Regions from separate parts of the Mus musculus genome. Here region 2 is linked to region 1. Evidence: chromatin contacts called from ENCODE Hi-C or POLR2A ChIA-PET data. All regions are on one chromosome and are shown on one strand. Each heading gives the region's core, a stretch centred on a gene start or an enhancer-like site at or near the end of the contact. The rest is flanking DNA. Distances are from core to core; before and after follow the strand shown. Region 1 holds the start of Kdm5b (lysine (K)-specific demethylase 5B). Region 2 holds the start of Ptpn7 (protein tyrosine phosphatase, non-receptor type 7).

Evidence for each region. Hi-C counts contacts between places; a loop is a spot of excess contacts on that map. ChIA-PET counts read pairs that join two places held with the same protein, here RNA polymerase II (POLR2A).
Region 2: a loop to region 1 is called in a map of regulatory T cell, with 2.4 times the contacts of the local background. The contact joins the promoter of Ptpn7 here to the promoter of Kdm5b in region 1. A Hi-C loop is called at or near these places in 1 of 37 maps with a recorded cell type or tissue (regulatory T cell). POLR2A ChIA-PET finds 5 or more read pairs at or near these places in 1 of 5 experiments (Patski).

Annotation. Positions count from the first base shown.
Region 1 is chr1:134,557,806-134,564,670 of GRCm38, forward strand. Kdm5b (lysine (K)-specific demethylase 5B) reads left to right here and starts at 2,373. Exons shown (of 27, transcript NM_152895.2): 1 at 2,373-2,737. The coding sequence starts at 2,534. It also overlaps a transcript of Mgat4e not described here.
Region 2 is chr1:135,129,288-135,136,152 of GRCm38, forward strand. Ptpn7 (protein tyrosine phosphatase, non-receptor type 7) reads left to right here and starts at 3,413. Exons shown (of 10, transcript NM_177081.4): 1 at 3,413-3,503; 2 at 4,463-4,636; 3 at 5,153-5,336; 4 at 5,544-5,628; 5 at 6,812-6,865. The coding sequence starts at 4,515. It also overlaps the pseudogene Ptprv.

The DNA of each region.
Region 1 (6,865 bases), core at 1,123-3,622:
ATATGTCAAGCTGGGTGAGGTGACACGTCTTTAATCCTAGCACCTCCGAGTTAGAAGCCAGCCAATATGTGAGTTTCAGGCTAGTCAGAGCTACATAGTGAAACCTTGACTCAAAAATGTGGTAAATTCTATACTTCTTCCCTAGGTTTCCCACGATTTTATAACCTGCTGTATCACCTCATTTTACAATGATTTTTTTTTAATGAACAGATTATTGTCTAAGACAATATTATTGTCTTATTTTATTATTATTTAAGACAATATATGTCTTATTCAGGCTCCAAATCCCTGTAGAGCTAAGAAAAGTTTTGCCTTCTTCAAGAATTGCTGAACTGTTTTAGAGGCCAGGTACTTCGATAGAGCTTATTAAAGACTGGGGCTTTTCTCCCCTTCACTGAAAAATGTTTTGTATTTTTTATATTTAAAAAAATTTTTTAAATGTGTGTTGAGCTGAAGGGGTCTGCAACCCTATAGGTGGAACAATATGAACTAACCAGTACCCCCAGAGCTCATGTCTCTAGCTGCATATATATCAGAAGATGACCTAGTTGGCCATCATTGGGAAAAGAGGCCCCTTGGTCTTGCAAACTTTATATGCCCCAGTACAGGGGAATGCCAGGGCCAAGAAGTGGGAGTGGGTGGGTAGGGGAGCAGGGCGGGGGAGGGTATAGGGGACTTTTGGGATAGCATTTGAAATGTAAATGAGGAAAATAATAAAAAAATAAAAAAAATGTGTGTGTTGCTTGTAGGGGCCAGGAGAGACATCAGAGCCTCTGAGGCTGGGGGTGAAGAGGCAGTTGGGAGCTGATGGGCATTGATCTGGAAACTAAGTTTACATCCTCTAAGGCGGAAGCAAATGCCCTTAATCTGCTGAGCCGGCTCTCTCTGTCTTTGATGCGGAAGCTCATTATGCAGGTCTGGCTGGCCTGGAACTTTGTGTAGGATTAAAGGTGTGCGCCACCACATCTAACTTCTAACTCTTTCCATTTTTAAGCTGAAGAACCATGGTCTCTGTGTGATAGGATATATCTGTAATCCCAGCGTTTAAGAGGTAGAGGCAGGAGGATGATCAGGAGATCAGAGTCATCTTTGGCTATGTAGAGAGTTCCAGGCCAGCCTAGGTCACATTAGTCCTATTAAAATCTAAACCCAGAGGCTGAGTGATGGTCTATTCTGAAGGGAGGGCTGTGGAGCCACTGATCCTTCCTTATACAGTGGCAGGCAGTCTTTCCACGAGTTTGGTTGCTTTCTAGATTAAAGAAATCGCCGGGCGGTGGTGGCACACGCCTTTAATCCCAGCACTTGGGAGGCAGAGGCAGGTGGATCTCTGAGTTCGAGGCCAGCCTGGTCTACAAAGTGAGTTCCAGGACAGCCAAGACTATACAGAGAAACCCTGTCTCGAAAAAACAAAACAAAAAAAAAAAAAAAGAAATTATGTTTGTGTTCAAGTTCTACTTATGACCTGACTTTTTCTGGGGCCATCCCCCATCTTTGGATTTCATGGTTACTTAACCTCTCAGCTCTTCCATTGCTTCCTCTGAAACACTCTGATCTCTTTCTTTCCTTCAGACCTGTTGTACCTTTTAGCCTGTTGAAAATCTTTGTAGCAGAGACATCTCAGGCTCAGCCTGTTCAGGGGTGAATACATCTTCCCTAGAACATGCTCATGGATGCTTGTCCCAGGGATGCCATCTGTCAGACCCTTAGTACGCTATTCTTCTGGTCCCGTCCTAGTCTAACTTTTATTTCCTACAATTTCACTTTAACCTATAGCGCTGCTGAATTTATTTAGGCCCCATCATTCCTTGATTGGATTATTTCAAGATGCTTTTGCTCAAGTCCAACCTTGTATATGTGTAGATTTCTGTGCAACAACCCTACTTTCCAGTAAATAGACTGAACTGTTGGATTTGGTCAAATGCTTAATCCCCTCACAGACTAAACAATCCCGAAAAGCACTTGCACTTTACACAGTGTCTAGGATAAGCAAGTGCTCGAAGAGTTATTGCTCTCCTCATTACTCTATGTGTCTGTCCTTGCTGCTCCTTGTGTTCAAGGTGTTTTCTCTACCTGGAGAATCCTCCAATTTCAGTACTCTGCTTCTCGGGTTTTACTAAGCAAATCTTTCGTGCCAAAATATATGACGTGATTGATGGATTGTAACTCTGTTCTCCCTACTAGACTGTTAACTTCTTGAGAGGAAGAATTCTGAAACTTCAGAGGTTAACTGAAGCATTAAGGATAAACATCCCAGGCGGAAGGCCCCTGCCCCTCCCGGCTAGGGGGCGGGGCGAGACCTGGCTCGGGGTGGCAGCAGGGACTTTTTTCCTCGCCGTGGCGGCGGAGGAGCACTGCGTGGGGTAGCGGCAAGACGTCGTCGGAGGAAGGCTGAAAAAGCCCTAGGTGTTGCCGTTGCTAGTAGAAGTCGGACCTGTCGCCCGAGCTGTGCGTCTGCACGGGTTTCGGACGGAGCGGAGCTCGCTGCCGCGGTTGCGGAGCCTGCCCTGTGCTCGCCCCTGCCCAGGTCGCGGTGATGGAGCCGGCCACCACGCTGCCCCCAGGCCCGCGCCCGGCGCTGCCCCTCGGGGGCCCGGGCCCGCTGGGAGAGTTCCTGCCTCCCCCCGAGTGTCCGGTCTTCGAGCCGAGCTGGGAAGAGTTCGCGGACCCCTTCGCTTTCATCCACAAGATCCGGCCCATAGCCGAGCAGACTGGGATCTGTAAGGTGCGGCCGCCGCCGGTGAGTCAGCCAGCACCCCGGATCCTGCTCGCGGCTGGGGGAGGGAGCGAGGACGCGCGGCCCGGGAGGCCGGAGGCGCGGGGGCGGGGAGCGGTCGTCCCGCGGGCCCGGTCAAGTTTGGGGTGGCTCCGAGGGTCGGAGATGCGGCGGTGGGAGGAAGGCGCGGGGGCCCCCGTCCCGGGTGGGATGTGGGCCGTGAGGACCGCGGGCTCCGGCGGGGCGGCCGGAGGGGGCTAGGTCGGTGCGGCTCCGGGGGCTGGTGCGCTGCACCGCCCGGCAGCGGTGCGGGCTGGAGTGGTTGGCAGCCGCCGGGGTGGTCGCTGGGGAGTCCTCCCGAGCCCGGCTGAGACGCGGGCGCGGAGGCAGGGCTCTGGGCCCGCACGGCTCCGTGGCTGGTCCTCGCCTCCTTCTCGGGGTGCGGGGGTGTGTGATGGGTGGGGGTGGGGGACTTGCGAGTTGTCGTGTGAGGAGGAAAGTTTTCAATATGGCGGCGGGAGCCCCTGGTCCTTTGTGTGGTGGCGGCGTCGGCCCGAAGCTGCCCTCACCTGAGCGCCCCACCCTCCGGACCCGGGTCCCCCACCACCACCTGGTCCCTCGGCCTCTGGGAGTCCCCAGGGCGAGCTGGGCCAGGGGGCGGCCGGCGCTACTGGGGGAGGGGAGGAGCCGCTGGGCCGGTCTGGAGCGGCTGGTTGAGTGGTGGTGGGGGTGCAAGGGTCGGGGTGGGGGGACGACACTTTGAGGATGGTGGGGGCAGGCCAAGCGGCGGGGGCCCTGATGCTCGCAGGTCCTGGCGGACGCTCCCACACGGACTTGGGGCCGGACTGCTTTGCTCCCGGCGCGGGGGGGGGGGGGAGGCCTGGCTGGGGCTGAGGTGGAGAGGCTGTGCTTGTAGGGGAGATGTCAGACGAGCTCTTGGAGATTTCATCCTGGTCCCTAGCTTTCCCTACTCGGCCTTCCCGGCGGGGGCTCTAGCGCCTCGAGCTTGGGGGGCTCTGAGGGGTGGGGTGTCCCCAAGACGGCCCTAACGGCTGCAACGTCCGCGGAGAGCCCGGCCCACTCCTTCCCCGTCCCCGTCCCCCTCCCCGTACCCCCTCCCCCCGCAGCCGGAACTGGATGCGCTGCGACACCCCAGGTTTTTCGCCTACCTTTTGGGATGACCTGAGTCTGAGTTGGCCTAAACGACCGTTGGACCGGCCGGGTCGGTTGGAAAGGTTTAACTGCCTTGCCTACCGTTTAAGAATTTTCTATCTTTCCCTGCTCTCAAGTGAAAAAGACCCCCCCCCACGCCTTTTACCCCTTTCTCCCTTAAACTTGCTCTATGTAATGGCATTTTGATTTAGGGGATTGTGTACGTAGACGTTCTAGAAAAGATGTTTGCGAGAGATCCCTGAATAAAGCCTTATCCTTTCACTACCCCCACGAAAGAAAAATTAAAACACAGATACCATATTTTAGTTGCTCTTGGACAACTTTGAAAGCAGAAATGAAATGCCTCAGAAAATAACTGGCCAGGTCAGCTAGTATGGGGGGAAATGTTTGGAAATAGATTCATTTCTTCTGGTGAAATGGACAGAGGCGATGGAAGGTTTCTTTTACTGTAGAGGCCTGCAGAAGTTACACCCTTGCCTGGTTAGACCTAGGGTTTTGATTCTGAAATGTGGACCACGTTTCAAACATTGAGCGATTTAGCTTTATCTTAATGTACCAGGAAAGATGAATGTGACTGTTGCATGCTTGCATTAATGGGATTTTTATCTAGAAATTAGGAAACTTGACAAAGTTATTAGAAACCAAAATCTAAGAGGAGTTAGGATCCTGTGAGTTGCCCTCCATGTTGGCATTGTGGCGCACTAGGACTGGGTAGGTCCTTTTTCTTACCGACTTTGCCTTTTATAGAGCTATTTTCTTCGAAAAATAGTTGCTTTGGTTAGGTTTGGCTACCCATTTCCTCATGTGGGCTAGCAGCTTAATGGCAGCCTTTAGGATTTGTGCATTTGTTTTGCTTTTTCCCATTCTGAATTGTCACACATGATGGCCACCATTTTCTATTGAGACTACTATATACTACAGCCTGAGAGGAGAAGGGGTAAAGAGGAAGAAATAATGTACAAACATAACTGTTTTGGAGCCTCCTTTGTGTGAAGGGGACTTGCTTCCTCCTTTGTTTAACAAACTCCTGTGTCAGTGTGGAAGAGTTTGCCAGTATTTGCTGTTGATAGAACCACAAAAAGAAAACCCAGAAGTTGTAGCTCTTGAACAGAGGGGTCCTGGAACAAAGGCTTCTTAAGAGACCATAAACAGTCTTTGTTTGGGAAATGTTTTGTGTTAGGAAAGCTGGAACAAGTGGTTTCATATAGTTGAAATGTGGCAACAAAAAAAAACCTCTAAGAAATAAGAAATATTTTTTTATGGTGCAGTCTTTTTTTATAATTCCTCTATCTAAATTTCTGTTCATTGAGATTTTGGAACTCTAATGGCAAAATTTGAATGATTTGGAGGTTGTGGTATACTTTTAGGGGGAGAATTATAAAAGCGTTTCTATTTCCTTTTGTTCTTAGCTTTAATTTTTAATTAATAGTACTTGAATAGCATTGGTCTGTACCTAGTGAGGGTCTTAAGCTTCTTTGCTTTTAAAGCTTAGGGTGTTTACATTATTTTGTGTATGAGTACATAAGAGTTAACAGAAATTTGTGGAAATACAAAACAGCAAGGTAGCTGATGAAATGATGAGTCAAGACTGTATGCAAACCAAGTTTAAGACAGTAGCCAGAAGAGTGAGGAGAGCTAGACGTACTTTCCGAGGTGAGACATTGACTTAATTTTACTTGTTTTTTATTTTCTATAAAATGCAAGTATTAAATGTTTAAGTACAAATGTTATTTTCACTGTGTAGTATTTGGCTGCTAAGTAGATATTTTCTTGATTTTTTTTTTTTTCCAATGTGATAGAAGTGTGCGATAGCGTTCAGATACCTAACAGCTGCAGTTAGGCAGAGTCCACAAAATTCTCCTTCCTTAAAGGAATGACCAAAAGTCAGATTTAAATCAAGCCCCAGATGGCACAATAAAGACTTTTTTTTTTTTAAGTTTTTAACTTCTTTTGGTTGTTTTGAATCCTCATCTCCATCTTTATAGCCATTACATATAAGACTGTTGGAATGAAGTTGGCATCTTGGAGTGAGTGAGCTTGTTAATTCCACTTGGAGAACAAGGAGGAACTTAAAATACACTTTGTAAGAAATGCTAATTACAACATTGCTTGAGGGGTAGGAGCGTGTCTCATTTGGCTGAATCCTTGAACTCAGGCCTGCTGGGGTTAAAGGTGTGTGCTGGGGTTAAAGGTGTGTGCCACCACACCTACCTCTTTTTTTGGGGGGGCGGTGTCAAATGTGGAACCCTGCCTGTCCTGGAACCCTATCTATAGACCTGGCTGGCCTTGAACTCTGAGATCCACCTGCCTCTGCCTCCCTAGTGCTGGGATTAAAGGTGTGTGCCACCACTGTTCAGCATTTTGTTTTGGCTTTGCGTTTTGTTTGTGTACATTTGCATACATGTGTGCATAATATACTGCAGTGCACCTGTTGAGGTCAGAAGACAGTTTGTAGATGTAGAACTCTGGACTGTCATTTGGGTTCTGTAATCAAATTCATGAACTTGCTTATTTAATTTGGAGGGCAGTAAAAGTCAAGGATGTTTGGAGTACAGGAGTGGGTAGGCAAAAGTTTGCTAAAATGGCAACTTATTTTTAGAGTGTTTAAAATATATATTAAATACATAGATATGCATATAGCCATATATAGTCTGTATAGTTTATGTGCAATGATGGGATCATTTTATAGACTTGCCACCTTTTATTTTCTTTGTGATTGATTTTTACTTTGTGTTTGGCGTGTATATATGTGACCATGGGCATGGCTGTTGTCCAGAGGCCAGAAAAGGGCATCGGACGGACCCCATGGAATTGAGTTAGAGAGGGGAGTGATCTGCCATATAGGTGTGGGAACCAAACTGGGCCCTTTGCAGGACCAGTGCCCTTAGTTATTGAAGCATCTGTGCAACCACTCATTGCTGTCTTAGTGGGTTTACATTAGCACTTTAGAAAGAAGTGAGGGCTTAGTGTGACAGCATA
Region 2 (6,865 bases), core at 2,163-4,662, 570 kb after region 1:
CTTGGGCATCCCCCACACTAAAGGAAGATAATTACCAGGCAGAAGAGAACAAGTCGCCCCCTCTGCCTCCCACAAACTGGGGAAGGTCACCAGGAAAGGGAGAAGGTCCAGTTTCTCCTGAGCGGGCTGGGAGAGCTCAGCAAGGGACTGGAGGGGACAGCCACTAATGTGCTGGGGGTGGGGGTGTATAAGCCAGCATCAATGACAGCAGTGGGAAGGACATAAAGGGCCCCTGGGGGGGAAGGGCCATTGTGGGGCAGGTGTCCATCCCTCTGGCCCTGGACTTGGGAGAAAGGGAGGGAATCCCCTTCAGCTTGAAGTCATTGTGCCGGGGCACTGAGCCCAGCAGCGGGTACAGCGGGGCTACTTCCTGGCACTCTAGGAAAGGTAAGCATAGTTCCATGCTGAGCTGTGCAATTGGTCCTCTGCACCAGTGACAAGGGGTATGGGAAAGTCCGAACACCTGCGGGCACCAAAAAGATAGCAGGAGGAAAACTGGGTCAGGAAGGGGCACCTGGGACAGCTGTCACGGAGGTACAGCCTGGGGCACGCTGGGGTGCCTCGGCCTTTGTGCCACGGCTTCACCCTGCCTCCTTGGGTGTCTTCCTGGCTCCTCCTTGGTGAACTCTGTCTCCCCCACACTACCAAGGACAAGCCTAGGCTTGCAGGGATGAGAAGGAAGAGCTGCCTCAGTATTTGAGGGGGATGGAGGCAGTCAGGAACAGCCACCTCCCATCCTGGGACTTCTCATCCTGTCTGTATCCACCCAGAGCATCCCAGAATGTTACAGGGTGACAGCTTTAGCCTTTGGGGACTGGCAGCTATCTGGTTCCCCAAGAGCTGCAGTGCACAAGGACTTCTGGGAACTTCAGCAGCACTAGCTATGGGAGTTGTGGCTCCTGGCCCCTGGGATGGAAGTGGAGAGAAGAAGCCCGGTATCAAGGGGAGAGAGGCAGGGAGGGAGAAATCTTAGGCTAGCCATAGGACCACAGGTGAGGCTCCAGGTGGGAGTCTTGCTCCTCTCCACCCCTGGCCAGGGTCTAGGCATGACCGCCATTCTCTGCGCATTTTGAAATGAGGAACTTTGCCCATGCCGGGCTGCTGGGAGTGACTCCTAGACTCTCTCCACTGCCTGAGTGGAACTTCCCAAAAAAAAAAAAAAAAAAAAAAAAAAGATGATGGCTGACTGGAAAAAGGAAGGGGAAGAAGGAAGAGCCTAGACAGACAGACAGACAGACTCAGCCTCCCTTCCACTTCCACCACCAGGTGAGGCTCCCTAGCTCTCAGTTCCAGACTTTCCAAGTGCTGGGGCTGTGGACAAAGTACTTCACAGGGCTCTGTCTTCCTGACAAGAAGGGAGGGAGGGAGGGAGGGAGGGAGGGAGGGAGGGAGGGAGGGAGGGAGGGAGGGAGGGAGGGAGGGAGGGAGGGAGGGAGGGAGGGAGGGAGGGAGGGAGGGAAGGAGGAGGCTGGTGGGGAACCTGAGACTCAGGGAACTTGGCCAAGGTCACATGACCACTAAGTGTCTGCTTGCTCACTAGGCTTCCAAACAGGACTTTACATTCTCTAAAGTGGACAGTACTGGATCCTAATTCCCAGTCAGAAAGACCAATCCCCCCAACCCACCGCCCCCCAGGGATGGGAAGAACAGATAGAAGAGGCAGGAAAGTGAGAAGCCATCTAGAGACCTGGACAGAGCCTCAGAGTCTTGTTTCCTGCCTTGATTGACCCTTTTGCCCCACCAACTTCCTTCCCCATCTCCCAGCCTCCTTTGCTCTTTACCCAAGAGCTCATCTTCCAACTTCTAGAACCCCACCGGGTCCTCACTGTGAGGGTCAAGAGGTGTGCTCACAGCCAGCAGGCTAACACTGTGAACTGAGGATGCTAGGCAGACCGGTGGGGGAGGGCTTTGCCTACTTCCTTCTCCCCGCCCCTGTGGTATCCTCACTTCCTTTTCTTGATCCTAATCAACAGCTGGCCCCAGGGCGGGTGGCTCTCTTTCCACTCTGCTCCCACTCCCTCCACTATCTGCCAGGGCAGACGCTCCTGTGGGGAGGTCCAGGCAGAGCCCAGTCTCCCTGTCCCTGTGCTCGGGTGTGCAGGGATTCCCAGGCTCCTGCTGCTGTCATCTCATCCTGGCATCAGGGCCAACCACTTCCCAACTCCACTGAGCTTCCCCCTCAGGAAATCCCACCTAGTCCTCTCAGGAGAGCAGGCACAGAGAAAAGGGAGCCAGAACCAACCAACCAGCCATGGAGAGGCTGGGAGAACCACCCTCTGACTTACAGCCAAGAACAAAGACAGGTGCCCCAAGCCCTAGGACTTCAAAGGCTCTTCCTGGTCCTCCCCTCCTCCCCGTGGGCCAGAGAAGGGCAGCCCCTCCCCCCCCCTCAGGTGCCATCCCTGTGCTTACTGCACAGCAGCTCTTTTTCGGTGTCACCCGTTTGACAGTTGAATCGGAGAAGTGGGAGGAAGAGAGAGAGGATGTGGAATTCAAGCAGTGGGGCCCAGGAACGCTTTGGGGAACATTACAGAGTGAAGGAGTCTTGCAAGCAAGCATGAACCACGAACCAGTTGGGCTGAGGGCCAGCGAATGGCCTAGCAAAGCCAGGCGGGGGTAGGGGGTGTGTGGAGTTCTAGACTTGGGGACTGCTCCCTTTCCACACCCCAAGCATCCAAGTGGCCCCCTGGTGAAGAGGACCTGGGAAGTCTCTGATGTGAGGGTCACAGCCTTCACCTATCTGTAAGTCTTCAGAGGAGATACAGGGTTCTAAGACACTCCCAGAGGGGTAGTCTGAGGGGCTGCTATGGAAGCCACCCCAGAGTCCTCTCCAGTTAAGCTCTGATACTTGTTCTCTGGTGACAAGCCTATGTCTGCAGGCTGAGGGGCCAGGGAGTTGGAAAGAAGCTTTCCTGCCTAGCCCTGGCCTCTCCTTCCTGTACAGAGCAAGGACTCCTGCCTCCTCTTCCCTGCCACCCCCTATGGCACCTCTGTGACACATCTGCTCTGTTTGGGGGTCTGGGTTTGGCCCTGAATTCCCAGGCTTTGAAGCAACAAAGCTTACAGGGGCAGAAGCTGAGAAGTGGAAATAAGTCTCTAGCCAAGGTCACAACCAGAAGAGCAGCAGAAGGTTCCCCATGGCTATCAAGGAAGAGGTGGGGGTGGGGGACAGCACTTGATGAGGACCCAGAGGAGGAGGCCCGAGGTGGTCAGGGAAGGCCTCATCTCTCGCCGCTTCCCAGAGCCTTGGCATCCAGTGAGGGTGGCGGGACAGCAGCCGCTTGCTCTTAGAGGGCACAGGAAGGATGCACCCGACCCCTGGTGGCAGCTTGTGGCAGGCACAGAAGGGCAGCCCGCAGTTGGGTGTGCGTGGGTGGAAGCCAGGAGGGGCGGAGGGAGGAAGCTGGCTTCCTGAAACCTCTCAGTCCTCAAAGATAGACGGACTGACAGACAGCTGGCAAGAGGCAGCCTGGGGGACATAGCTTCTTCAGTAAGTACTTGAAGTGAGTACAGACATCCTATGGCCCTGGGGTGGGATGGGGGGCTCCAAGGATGGGTTGAAGAAGCATTGAGTTTGGGGCTCCCATGCCTGGCCAGGGCATGAGAAGTGACATATCTGGTGTCCCTGTGACTGGAGGGCTAAGAAGCCACACAGAGTGCCAGGAGAGGAGAGGCTAAAGGCCCCTTCCTGTTGTGGGCAAGTACTGTCCCAGCCACACCTGCATGGGCCCACACTGCTCCCAAAGCTCTGTCCCCATGGGTTAGCGACTCTAACCCCACCACCACGTCACCCATGCCTTAGCTCTGAGAGACAGGGGCTGCCCCCAAAAGGTGATGCCCTCATCACCTCTATGCCCCCTCTCTCTTGTACCCCCAGCTGTAGCCTCACCATGCGCTGGCGCTCTAGGGTTTGATGAGGCCATTTCCTGTGACGGTTGCAGAGGCGGGAGACTGGGGGATGGGAAGGAGGAGGGAGGAAACACCCCTGGGCTACCGCCCTAGACAGAGACCCCAGGAGCCACAACTGATCTTGGAGTGGAACTGCCGACAATGAGAAGACCCTTCTAGAAGTTGGAGCGTGCCTGGATCCCTGACTGGATCCAGTGCTTCTCAAGGCCTCCATTTCTCATTATAGAGAAGCCTGCTAGCTGGCTAGACTCAGAGAGCTGTATGCTTTCTCCCTTTCCTTCTGTGTGGTTAGCAGGCTGTTGGCCTCATGCAGACCCCAGCTTAGAGCCCTGTGGACTTGGGTATCCTCTCTCTTCCTCCTTCTGGATTCCTTCCTATCTTCCCCATACCTGTATTCTCTCTAGTACCTTCCTTCTACTCTAACCCCTAACTGTCCTCTATCCTGCATCCCAACAGAGAGCTGTTGGGCCGCTTGCTTGAGGGAATAGCTGGCTGGCCTGGACTAGAAGCCTTCTTCTAGCTAATGAGGCCTTCGCGGGACCTTGTCTTTCAGGCATGCCTCATGGCTGAATGAGCCTCCCTTGGGCCCAGCAACCTACCCCAGCATGGTCCAGGCCTGTGAGGGGCGCTCCAGAGCACAGCTGCCGACCTTGTCTTTGGGGGCAGACATGACTCAGCCTCCACCCACCAAAGCTCCAGCCAAGAAGCATGTGCGGCTGCAGGAGAGGTGAGATCTTTCACAGGGAGGATCTTCCTAGGCCTGGATCACCGTCCCTTCCCTTCCTTCTTTCCTGTCCAGTTCTAACAACTGAATCCACAAGGCCTGGAAAAACCAAACCAAATAATGCTCATTTGAAGGTTGCTCGCCCATTCCTTGTATGGCAGAGGCACCAAGTTTCTCGTCATCCCTGGTCTGTCTGCTCTCTAAGTTTCAAGTTGTGATGAACAGTCTCTGGGACAAAGCTAGGGGCCTCTGTGGAGTTGGGTGTGCATTGGAGCCTCTGTGTTGGCTTGAGAGTAGGAGAGAGAGACAGCAGGAAGGAGCAGAAGAGCTGCAGGCTGCTCTGTTCTTATCTGATAAAGGAAAAGGGGAACGCAGTAGGGGCCTGACCCTTGAGTGCCCTGGGCCTCTAGGTCAAGACAAAGACTCAGCAGATCCTCCCCAGACAGAGCCCACAAGGAGCTTGAAAGCGAGGCAGATGCTCTGAGATGCTCACTGGGCAATGGTTGGCTGTGCTTGCAGAAGGGGCTCCAGTGTGGCTCTGATGCTGGATGTACAGTCTCTGGGCACGGTTGAACCCATCTGCTCAGTGAACACACCCCGGGAAGTCACCCTACACTTCCTGCGCACGGCTGGACACCCCCTTACACGCTGGACGCTACAGCACCAACCTCCCAGCCCCAAGCAGCTAGAGGAGGAATTCTTGGTAAGGAATCCTGGGGTCCTCTCCACATCACTTTACACTTCCATATCAGACCATCCTGGATTCCTTGGGCCTCTCTTCTCCTTGGGGTGTAGGAGAGAGGTTGTCCCCATCCTTGCTCTTCCTCTCTGTGTGCAGAGGATGGAATGGAAGAAAAGGAGGCTGGGAAGTGGGGGAACAGAGATTAACTCATTTATCCTCCCCCAACAGAAGATTCCCTCAAACTTTGTCAACCCTGAAGACCTGGATATCCCTGGCCACGCCTCCAAAGACCGCTACAAGACCATCTTGCCAAGTAAGGAGCACGGTGGGACTGAGGGGGTTGGTGTCCCTGAGGGTGAAGAACTCAAGAAGGCAAGATATACATATGGCCTGGGAGCCAGGCATAATGATGTATGACTATAATAATCCTCGCTCTTGGAGGTTGGGGTAGAGGATCAGGAATTAAAGGCCGGTTTCAGCTATATAGCAAGTTCTAGGCTAGCTTGGTTTATATGAGACCTTCACAAAAACAAGCAACAATAACAAAAAGCAGCTCTCCAAAGCCAAGGAAGATCAATGCTTGAGACACTTGTCTTTCAACAGAGAAAGGCTAACCCACACCCTGGCAGCCAGGAGACAGACAGTTGTTGCCCAGTTGCATGCTAGCATTTACAGACACTTCCTGCGGTTGCACGCCTGTGTGGTAGGTGTGAACTCACACAGATGGACCCAGGCCTAGCACCCCCAACTTCCCATAGGCCAGCTTGATACCCAGAGCTTAGTACAATGGCTTCTAGAACTGTGGTCCGAATTCAGCCCAGCACATGGGTCCTGCCCAGGACTGAGACTCCAGGCTCAGTGCCTGCTAGAAGAGACCAGGCACTGTCTGTGAACACTTGTCAATGTGAGTTGGATCAGTTTTGGCCTTGGCCTAATTCTAGCAAGCTCTCCAACCATCAAAGAGAGGAAGTTAGCTTCTTCATCCCCCATCCGGTTTGATTGGGGAAGAACCCACACCTCTGGAGAGCGAAGCCAATATTCCTTGTGGTTGAGTGATATCTTAAACAATGTATTCGTCTAACGCTTGTATTCATAATCAAAAAGGCATTTTTTTCCTTTGCAGAATCTCTTCCTCTTCCTATCAGTTCGCTCCCATTTTATACCCTTGCTGATCTCAAGGTTAAAACATGATAATATCCCAGTTGGTGTCTGCAGCTCTATGGTCTGTGCTTCACATCACCATTCAGTCCATCTTTCTGATTTGATTGCACCACTTTCCGGCTCAAAAACATCATGGCTCCCTGTTGTCATGAAATAGTATATTTTATAATACACAGCTATTATGTTATCTGTCTATAAAATAAAACAACGGACTACCTGCTGTCCACAAAGTACTGCAAACAGTGTGAGGACACGAACTCCCCTTTGACTCTGTCACAGTCTACATTCATTGGTCACCTTCTGACCTCTCACCTTTACTGATCTACATTTCCTAGATCCCCAGAGCCGTGTCTGTCTTGGCCGGGCACAGAGCCAGGAGGACAGTGACT